Regions from separate parts of the Homo sapiens genome. Here all the other regions are linked to region 1. A link is a contact called in ENCODE Hi-C or POLR2A ChIA-PET data. All regions are on one chromosome and are shown on one strand. Each heading gives the region's core, a stretch centred on a gene start or an enhancer-like site at or near the end of the contact. The rest is flanking DNA. Distances are from core to core; before and after follow the strand shown. Region 1 holds the start of LINC01623 (long intergenic non-protein coding RNA 1623). Region 2 holds the start of H2BC8 (H2B clustered histone 8). Region 3 holds the start of H2BC10 (H2B clustered histone 10).

The links. A loop is a pair of places that touch in the nucleus more often than their neighbours do. ChIA-PET counts read pairs that join two places held with the same protein, here RNA polymerase II (POLR2A). Pooled maps may share reads with other maps.
Region 2: POLR2A ChIA-PET joins it to region 1 with 7 read pairs in CD4-positive, alpha-beta T cell. The contact joins the promoter of H2BC8 here to the promoter of LINC01623 in region 1. POLR2A ChIA-PET finds 5 or more read pairs at or near these places in 6 of 52 experiments (CD4-positive, alpha-beta T cell, CD4-positive, alpha-beta memory T cell, CD8-positive, alpha-beta T cell and 3 more).
Region 3: a pooled map shows a loop between it and region 1 (11-fold over the local background). The contact joins the promoter of H2BC10 here to the promoter of LINC01623 in region 1. A Hi-C loop is called at or near these places in 7 of 50 pooled maps. POLR2A ChIA-PET finds 5 or more read pairs at or near these places in 2 of 52 experiments (OCI-LY7 and naive thymus-derived CD8-positive, alpha-beta T cell).

What each region holds. Positions count from the first base shown.
Region 1 is chr6:28,861,968-28,865,126 of GRCh38, reverse strand. It overlaps LINC01623 (long intergenic non-protein coding RNA 1623), which reads left to right and starts at 1,450. Exons shown (of 2, transcript NR_033379.1): 1 at 1,450-1,843; 2 at 3,112-3,159. It overlaps TRA-AGC2-2 (tRNA-Ala (anticodon AGC) 2-2), which reads left to right and starts at 1,371; the gene lies at 1,371-1,442. It also overlaps the pseudogene RPL13P.
Region 2 is chr6:26,215,101-26,218,259 of GRCh38, reverse strand. It overlaps H2BC8 (H2B clustered histone 8), which reads left to right and starts at 1,572. Exons shown (of 1, transcript NM_003518.4): 1 at 1,572-2,060. The coding sequence starts at 1,617. The coding sequence ends at 1,997. H2AC8 (H2A clustered histone 8) reads right to left here and starts at 1,339. Exons shown (of 1, transcript NM_021052.4): 1 at 823-1,339. The coding sequence starts at 1,285. The coding sequence ends at 893. RefSeq lists enhancers at 519-628, 544-1,195, 909-1,328, 1,196-1,847, 1,759-2,108 and 2 more.
Region 3 is chr6:26,271,343-26,274,501 of GRCh38, reverse strand. It overlaps H2BC10 (H2B clustered histone 10), which reads right to left and starts at 1,571. Exons shown (of 1, transcript NM_003525.3): 1 at 1,090-1,571. The coding sequence starts at 1,526. The coding sequence ends at 1,146. It overlaps H3C8 (H3 clustered histone 8), which reads left to right and starts at 3,089. Exons shown (of 1, transcript NM_003534.3): 1 at 3,089-3,159. The coding sequence starts at 3,118. It also overlaps the pseudogene H2AC10P. RefSeq lists enhancers at 481-640, 1,051-1,100, 1,111-1,240, 1,311-1,650, 1,981-2,320.

The DNA of each region.
Region 1 (3,159 bases), core at 201-2,700:
TGCTTAGGTTTGATGAAGTGGATAGTCCCATAGCAGTATAATTGGATAAAAGGGGGTATGATCTAATGGTTATAAACTGGGGTGAACTTAGCAAAGCCTGTTTATTCAGGTTCTCTTTGGCATCTCTGTGTCTTCGTTTATTTCCTCCAAGTACATTTTCTCCCCTCTGAATTGACGGTCTTATCACCTACTTTAATTGGAAGATCAGGTAGCTTTCATGGCCCGCTTCACGGAACAAGGGCCCAGAGAAAAACGTTTCTGCTTCTGCTGTTTTCTCAAATGCCGAGGTGTCGTATTTTGGGAGTAGTGTGACCTGAACCCAGTCAAAAGACGTCCGAGTCTTTCTAATCTCTGGGTCATAGGGTCGCCTTTGGCCTATGCATTGTACGTATACAGTATGGCATTTCGCATGTCTGTCCACTTCTAGGCGCACAGTCCAACTGGCTTTGACTGGTCAGGAAGGCCAGGCCTGGATCTGGGGTTGGTACTATAGGTTAGATGTTTTCAGGTTTTGAAGGAGAAACAGGTCCCTTAAGGATGAGAGCGAATCAGAAGAAGACAGACAAAAAAGGATTTAGGATTTGTTCCAGAAGCTCATTTCTGGATTGACTGTCGTACCAAGGTTTGGCGAACGGCGGCAAGCGCTTGCCAGTTTGTCGAAGAGTGGAGAGGTCAGTTGTGCCAAGGAGTGGAGAGGTCTAAGAACTCTCCAGGAGCACGGAGGGTTTATGCAGTCATAAATCGCCTTGCTTCTGCATACTTTTTATTCCGTGGAGGATTCCGCCCGGGCGATGGCGCCATAAATGCAGGTGCGTCCTGGCTCTTTTCTCTTCCCAGTGCGCATCTCGGCGACTCTCACCACCCGAGTCTCAGAGCCCGCGAAACGTAGCGTGCCAGGTTCTCCATCCCGAGGCTGGGCGCGGGAACCTGCAGGGGCAGTAACTACGACCGGGACAAGCCGATCTGCAATTCCCCTCCTGTTTTCTCTGCCCCTTGGACTTAAATTCCCACGGCGGCGTTTAGGGCTTTCGTTTTATCTTTCTGCGTTATGCTCGCGGTTTCCTGGCAACCTTTCCAAGCAGAATCACCCCATCACAGACCTTTCTCTGGGGGGCGGCCAGGCAGGACGGCTCCCTTATAAACCCCGATAGGTGGTTGTCGAGCGGCCGTCCGAGAGGGTGACCTGCAGCGGGAGATCCCAGGCCCAGCACGGGACTTTCGATATAACATTCAGTTTTCCTTCTCTCAGCGCAGTCAGGAAACAATATCCAGTATAGCGAATTCAAAATTAAGTTCGACAAAATATGCTTCTTGGCACGACCGATAATAGTAACAGGTCATAGAAATATTTTGGCCCACGTTGAGCGTTGGGGGGTGTAGCTCAGTGGTAGAGCGCGTGCTTAGCATGCACGAGGCCCCGGGTTCAATCCCCGGCACCTCCAGCTTCATTTTTCTCCCGCCTTTTCTCCTAGATGTGCCTTGTTTGCAAAATCATGTCTATCATGTCCACGACTCGCCTCAATTTTTTTTCTTTTGTTTTTGTGGCACTTTCATTCTCTCTCAATTCTTCAAATTCACATGGAAACCAAGGAAAACAAGCTCCGTTTTGCTTTCAATATTGATGCATTTCTGCTCTAAGGCTTTGACACCACCCTGGGTGGCTGTGTCAAGAGATGAAAGACAAAATGAAAGAGGCCGCGGAAGCACAGACTGGCAGAATTCCAAAACCCGAAAAACAAGCAAGGCACCAAATTAACAAGCCCAATCACATTGGTTACATTTCCCAGTATTATCGAAGATCAAGCAAGAAAGAAAAAGACAGAAAACAAATGCGAAACCACAGGTAATTTTTTACAATTTATTTTAGATCCTTTCTTTTTTGAGCTGTTCCTTGGTCAAGGGACAGACCCAGAAAATAGGAAAACTGTCCCACGGATTTCCCCACCACTCTCTTCCCATCGCAATCTCTTTTCTTTTCCCCCATCAGGTGTCCTCTTGTTCGTCCGATTTTAGACTTTGTAAGCTTTTTGTAGGCTTTTTTTTTTTTTTTTTTTGGAGACAAGAGTCTCACTCTGTCTCCCAGGCTGGAGTGCAGAGTGCAATGGCACCATCTCGGTTCACGTGCAAGCTGTGCCTCCCAGATGCAAGTGATTCTCCTGCCTTAGCCTCCCGAGTAGCTGGAATTACAGGCATGATGCACCACCATGCCCGGCTAATTTTTTTTTTTTTAGTGGAAACGGGGGTTTCACCATGTTGGCCAGGCTGGTCTCGAACTCCTGAACTCAAGTGATCCACGATCCACCCGCCTCTGCCTCCTAAAGTGCCGGGATTCCAGGCGTGAGCCACCACGCCTGGCCTACTTTGTATGCATTTCTTTGACTCATTGTTATTGTTTCTGACTTTATTAGGGTAACTTTTATTAAAGCATAATGTAAGCTTTGGATCCAAATAGAAGTTCTTTATTGTGTTAAATAAATTGAAGCCTTCGTATCTGGCTGACTTGAAGCAGCACTTAGCTAGTTTTAAAAGATATGGAAGGCAATCAGAAAACAAAGATACATATCCCCACTCCCTTCTCTTCCCAATTCTAACCGCAGCTCACATTTTGAAGGGCCTCACACATGCATGTGTGAACATCTCAACATATTAGCGGTGGCAGTTATCTGTAAGGAGTCTGCAGCAACATTAATTCTTGCCTCCTCAGGAGAAGGAAAGAATTCGATTGAGGAGCATAATGCCGAAGGAGAGACCGAGGCAAGTCTTAGAGCAGGGGTGAAAAATTATTGAAAATATTTAGAGCACTAATGAAGGAAAGTACACTTGGAAGAGGGCCAAGCAGGCGACTTGAGAGACCAAGTGCACGGCTTGACCTCTAGACCTGGGGTCGTAAACGTTGGCATAGTTCCTAAATCTTGTGTTATTTCTCCCCACTCCTGAGATCTTATTGGGAAGTGACCGACCACCAGTTTCACGTGTTTTCTATCTGTTAAGAAACTGCCTTTCTCTGTCAGAGGAAGAATCAGTTTAAACTTTATAGATTTCTTTTAAAACGTATTTATTACAAGTCCCCAAGAGGGCTTTATTTTTGCTTTCACACATCCTGTTTTTCAGCTTCCTTGGCTCTTTTTGCCCATATGCCGAAGAGCCGAGCATTGCCGC
Region 2 (3,159 bases), core at 323-2,822, 2.6 Mb after region 1:
TCAGGCCGTTACTGCTTAGTTTCGTTTAGTGTTTATTTTAGAATACTGTGTTAATTGCTCCTTTTGAAAAGAGAAATCCAACAAACACAATTCTCACTAGAGGAATGTAGTCTTTTTTTTTTTTTTTTTTTTTGAGACGTAGTCTTGCTCTGTTACCCAGGCTGGAGTGCAATAGCGTGATCTCGGCTCACTGCAGCCTCTGCCTCCCGGAGTCAAGCGATTCTCCTGCCTCAGCCTCCCAAGTTGCTGGGACTACAGATGCACACCACCACGCCCGGCTACTTTTTGTATTTGTTTAGTAGAGACGGGCTTTCATTATGTTGGGCAGGCTGATTTCGAACTCCTGACCCTATGATCCGCCCTCCTTGGCCTCCCAAAGTGTTGGGATTACAGGCATGAGCCACTGAGCCCAGCCGGAATGCAGTCATCTTTAAAACTTAAAAAGCCCGCCCTGAAATGCTAATGGGCAGCTATCCTTCTTTGTTCTCTCGTTTCTGTATTAATATTTCACCCTTTTCTGACAAGTGCACATGAATAAACAGCCTGTGTATTAATGATAAATTTGTATACACAGCATGGACCTATACACAAAATAACGCAGTGAAACCTTGGTGTCACAACCTCGGTTTCTATTCTTGTATACCTTTATAAACGCATTTTTACTGCAAAGAAACACCAGTAAGATAAATTAGTGCATGAAATGTGAGCAAGGATTTCAATAAAGAACTGACCAGTAACGTCAGAAGCGTTCGTTAAAAATTAGGACAGTGAACATTGAGATTTCAGGCATCGTATGTGTATTCCAGCACTTTACAGAAAAGGTGGGTGGCTCTGAAAAGAGCCTTTGGTTTCTGGGACTCGGGATCACTGACGGATTTGACTAGTAATCATTTCACTTGCCCTTGGCCTTATGGTGGCTCTCCGTCTTCTTAGGCAGCAATACGGCCTGGATGTTGGGCAGGACACCGCCCTGCGCGATGGTCACGCGACCTAGAAGCTTATTTAGCTCCTCGTCGTTGCGGATGGCTAGCTGCAGGTGGCGCGGGATGATGCGGGTCTTCTTATTGTCGCGAGCCGCGTTGCCAGCTAGCTCTAAGATCTCGGCCGTCAGATATTCCAGCACCGCTGCCAGGTACACTGGAGCGCCGGCCCCGACTCGTTCGGAGTAGTTGCCTTTGCGGAGGAGGCGGTGCACACGGCCAACTGGAAACTGAAGACCGGCCCTGGAAGAACGCGTTTTAGCTTTTGCCCGAGCTTTGCCGCCTTGCTTTCCACGTCCAGACATAGTGGCTTCCTAACAGCAGAAGAACTAACAATCCACTGAATAAAGAAAAAGAATGGGCTCGATGGAGGAATAAGAAGCTAGTTATAGTCATCGGTAGAATTGTGAAAGGCGCAATTTGATTGGTTAAAATTGTTCTTTGACGAGCCAACCAATTAGAAAGGAAATAAGGTGAAGGCTATTTTACATGTATGCGTCACTAACACATTGCCCAATCAGAGCTGGATATTTTGAATTCTTTATTTGCATGAAAGGCCTATAAAAGGAGAGACTCTAGACACGAGCTTTTATTTAAGTGCGTTCATTCTCACTGCTGTTATTGTTTTCTGACAGCATGCCTGAACCAGCTAAGTCAGCTCCTGCTCCGAAGAAGGGTTCCAAGAAGGCTGTGACCAAGGCGCAGAAGAAGGATGGCAAGAAGCGCAAGCGCAGTCGTAAGGAGAGCTACTCCGTGTATGTGTACAAGGTGCTAAAACAGGTTCACCCCGATACTGGCATCTCATCCAAGGCCATGGGCATCATGAATTCCTTCGTTAACGACATCTTCGAACGCATCGCAGGCGAGGCTTCCCGTCTGGCCCACTACAACAAGCGCTCGACCATTACCTCCAGGGAGATCCAGACCGCCGTGCGTCTGCTGCTTCCCGGAGAGCTGGCCAAGCACGCAGTGTCCGAAGGTACCAAGGCTGTCACCAAGTATACAAGCTCCAAGTAAATGTGTGCTTAGGTGCTTTAAAACTCAAAGGCTCTTTTCAGAGCCACTCAAGTCTCACATAAAGAGCTTTAATATTGAATTTCACCGTTTTCTAGGGAATAATTTTTCCGATTTTGTAATCCCAGCACTTTGGGAGGCCGAGGCGTGCGGATCGAGACCAGTTTGGCTAACGTGGTTAAATCTCGTTTCTACTAAAAATACAAATATTAGCCGGGCGTGGGGCAGTCGCGTGTCATCCCAGAGACTCGGGAGGCTGCCGCAGGAGAATCACTTAAACCCAGCAAGCAAAGGTTGCAGTGAAAAGACATGGCGCTTTTGCATTCTAGCCTGGGCGACAAAGGCGAGGCTTCGTCTCAAAAAAAATTGATCAGGAGATACTCCTGTTCTGTGTTGGCAAGATCCTGTAATCCTAGCACTTTGGGAGGTCGATGCATGAGGCTTTCTTCAGCTCAGGAGTTAACAGATTTGCCTGGGCAACATAGAACTCGTCTCTGCAAAAAAATGAAGCTAACCAGGTGTGACGGCTTGCGTCTGTACTATCATTTACTCGGTAGGCTGAGGTGGTAGGATAGCTTAAACTCTCGGGCTAGAGACTGCAGGAACATGTGAATACGCTAGTGCAATTCCAGCCTGGGCAACACTGGAAAGGGTAGGAAGAGTAGTCTTTGGGTCCCTAAAGATCACCTGATAACAAGTTTGACTTTTCTGAGCACTCTTGTGGAGTTTGTTGTGGAGGGAATACCATGGGCATTGGCAATGTAAAGTTGATCTAAAAAATCTCGTTTTCCGCCGTGCGCGGTGGCTCACGCCTCTAATCCCATCACTTTGGGAGGCCGAGACGGGCGGATCACGAGGTCAGGAGGTCGAGACCATCCTGGCTAACACTGTGAAACCCTGTCTCTACTAAAAAAATACAAACAAAATTAGCCGGGCGTGGTGGCACTCACCTGTAGTTTCAGCTACTCTGGAAGCTGAGGCTGGAGAGTCACTTGAACCCGGGAGGCGGAGGTTGCAGTGATCAGAGATCGCGCCACTGCACTCCATCCTGGGCGAAAGAGCTAGATTCCATCTCATAAAAAAAAAAAAAAAAAAAAAAAAAAAAAAATTACAGTTTTGGCTGGCTGGGCGCAGTGGCTCTCGCCTGTAATCCCAGCATTTTGGG
Region 3 (3,159 bases), core at 322-2,821, 2.6 Mb after region 1:
GGGAGTAGCTGTGGACAAAGTCGTTCCAGGACACGGAGGAGGAGGTTTAGGGAGAACACAGTCCTTGGAGCCTTAAAAAGGCTTACAGATAAAAGCGTCTGAATGTAGCACCGGGAATTTTCATTTCTTTGCTCCAACTTCAGGCTATCCTGTTGCCTGTTCTTTGTCTTAAACCTCAATATGTTCAGCTAAGAAGATGGTAGAGTTCCTGATCTTGCCAAGAGGTAATATGTATAGCTACGTGAAGTAATCCAGTAATTATAAACTCAGTAAAATTTGTAGAGAAATCAGTGGACTTGCAAGGGGGATATGAGAACGTCTGGTAGCGATCTGCCATGGTTTAGAAATGCAACCAACAGAGGTGATTTCCTCCATCATATGCCGCTCCAACCATTTGCAAGCTAACAACGAACTAAAAGACGAGTTTCGCTTTCTCAGACCTTATTTTAGATTTAAGACTACCCCAAACTTGATTTCCACCCGGCTACTCCAAATCAAGGGCAATAGGATGATAAAGTGAAACTAAAAACGAAAACAAAATTTTAAGATGGTGGTGTGCGGGGAGAAGAAAAGTGGGGATCAATCTAGAACACGATTTTTCCTTAGCTGCTGAGTGAAATGTGTCATATTAAGCTGCATACGAGCTTACTCCTTGGTGACGCTTACAATCTATAGGGGAAAAAACAACGAACCTGGATTTTTTTTTGAGATGTCTCGCTCTTATACCCCAGGTTTGAGTGCAATGGCTCTATCTGGGCTCACTGCAACCTCCGCCTCCTGGGTTCAAACGATTCTCCTACCTCTGCCTCCCAAGTAGCTGGGATTAAGTTGCCTGCCACCACTCCCGGCTAATTTTTGTATATTTTAGTAGAGACAGGGTTTCACCATGTTGGCGAGGCTGGTCTCGAACTCCTGACCTCAGGTGACGCGACCGCCTCGGCCTCCCAAAGTGCTGGGATTACAGGCGTGAGCCACTGCGCCCGGCCGAACTTGGATGTTTCAGTAAACCCTTACTATCCCATGTGTTGCTTAGCCATTTTACCTTGCCAATGCCAAGTCTGGAAAATTACAGATCTTTAAATGACAACATGGGTGGCTCTTAGAAGAGCCTTTGGGTCGTTAGCGCTTTTACCCAGGTAACTAGTTTACTTGGAGCTGGTGTACTTGGTGACCGCCTTGGTGCCCTCCGACACCGCGTGTTTGGCCAGCTCCCCGGGTAGCAGCAGGCGCACAGCCGTTTGGATCTCCCTGGAAGTGATGGTCGAGCGCTTGTTATAATGCGCCAGGCGGGAAGCCTCGCCTGCAATGCGCTCGAAAATGTCGTTGACGAAGGAGTTCATAATCCCCATAGCCTTGGACGAGATGCCGGTGTCGGGGTGGACCTGCTTCAGCACCTTGTACACGTACACGGAATAGCTCTCCTTGCGGCTGCGCTTGCGCTTCTTGCCATCCTTCTTCTGTGCCTTGGTCACCGCCTTCTTGGAGCCCTTCTTCGGGGCGGGAGCTGACTTAGCTGGTTCAGGCATGTTCGCAGCCGAAGTGATACCGTCAAATGACCACAGGAAAATGCTGGTGAGCCCAAACGCCCTCATTATTTACCTCGTGTATATGCAAATGAGGCTGGCTGAGTTTCGGTTTCTCATTGGTTCTTTTAGTGTCTGAATATATGATAGGCCATTTCTGAACTCCTAAATCTCATCGGCTCTCCCAGAAGCTCAACCTTGCATAATTTGACCTTTCAACTATAAGTATGTAAGTCAGAAGTGGTTTTTTTTTTTTTTTTTTTTTTAAATTTTTTTAAACACCTGCTTTTCGATTGGCTGAAATCTGTGTTCAGGAGATAGCACAGTCTACTTTGCCGAATATAGATTATAAGAGTTTAGCTCTTGCGTTTTACTAGAATCAATCACTTTCCTTCTTCTAAACAAGTATTTAAATACTTCACTGCGTCTGGATGTGGAATGCAGGGCAGCAAAGCTCGCGCCAAGGCTAAAACGCACTCTTCCAGGGCTGGTCTCCAGTTTTCTGTGGGCCGAGTGCACCGCCTCCTCCGCAAGGGCAACTACGCCAAGCGGGTCCGGGCCGGTGCGCCGGTGTACCTGGAGGCGGTGCTGGAGTACCTGACCGCCAAGATCCTGGAGTTGGCGGGCAACGCGGCCCGAGACAAGAAGACCCGCGTCACCCCCCGACGCCTGCAGCTCGCCATCCACGACGAGAAGCTCAACAAGCTGTTGGGCAAAGTTACTATCGCGCAGGGCGGTGTCCTGCCCAATATTCAGGCCGTGCTGTTGCCCTGTCTATACAAGTGACTGACTAGGCAAACAGGACTAATGAGAAAATGTTTAATATCTCAAGTAAGTGCTTTAATGTAGTCGGGAAGAAGCAAGTTCAGTAACGTTTACAAAACCTTGTAAAGTTTAGATGGACAGGGCCACTGCAGTGTTCAAGTTATCCTGCAGAAGAGGCTAGTGGGGGTGGTATCCTGGAATATCATCAATAGGACCCAACGAAAAGTAAATGATAAGAGTCGTTGGAAAACCTAAAATTAGCCTGTGCCTTAAAAATTCTCAACCGAAGCAAAACACCATTTGGGACAAAATAGAATTCAGTTAACATTTGTTGCTCACTGTTGTATGTCGGTGACTTCTTGGCTCGTGATTTCCCAGGTACATCACCCAGGAATCCTGCCTTATAATGGTCAAAGGTTTCCAGCTAGCAGCAGTCCAGGTGACTCAAGAAAACGGCACAAGATAAACTTCTCAAAACGTGGTCCTCCGAATCTGGCCCCACAACACATCTACTGAATGAGAATTAGCGTCTTCCAAGTCTTAAAGTAGTCGTTTACGGACTACAGCTTGAGAAGCGCAGAATTAGAACTTTAAGAAGTTAACGTTCTTGGATCGCAGACTAACCGAGAAGAGAGGATTCAAAAATGAAGTGATTCATCCAATCAGATTTTCCAGTAATTCACCAATCACATCGTTGGACTCTTCAGCCAATGGTTTTGTTGCGCGGGTCTTTTGAAAATCAACAAGGCCAATTAGAATGTTTCTGAGTATATATAAGGGCAGTTTCCACTCTGCCAAGTGGCTGAGTTTTTCTTTCAGGTAGTCTGAGATGGCCCGCACCAAGCAGACTGCACGCAAGTCCACCGGTGGC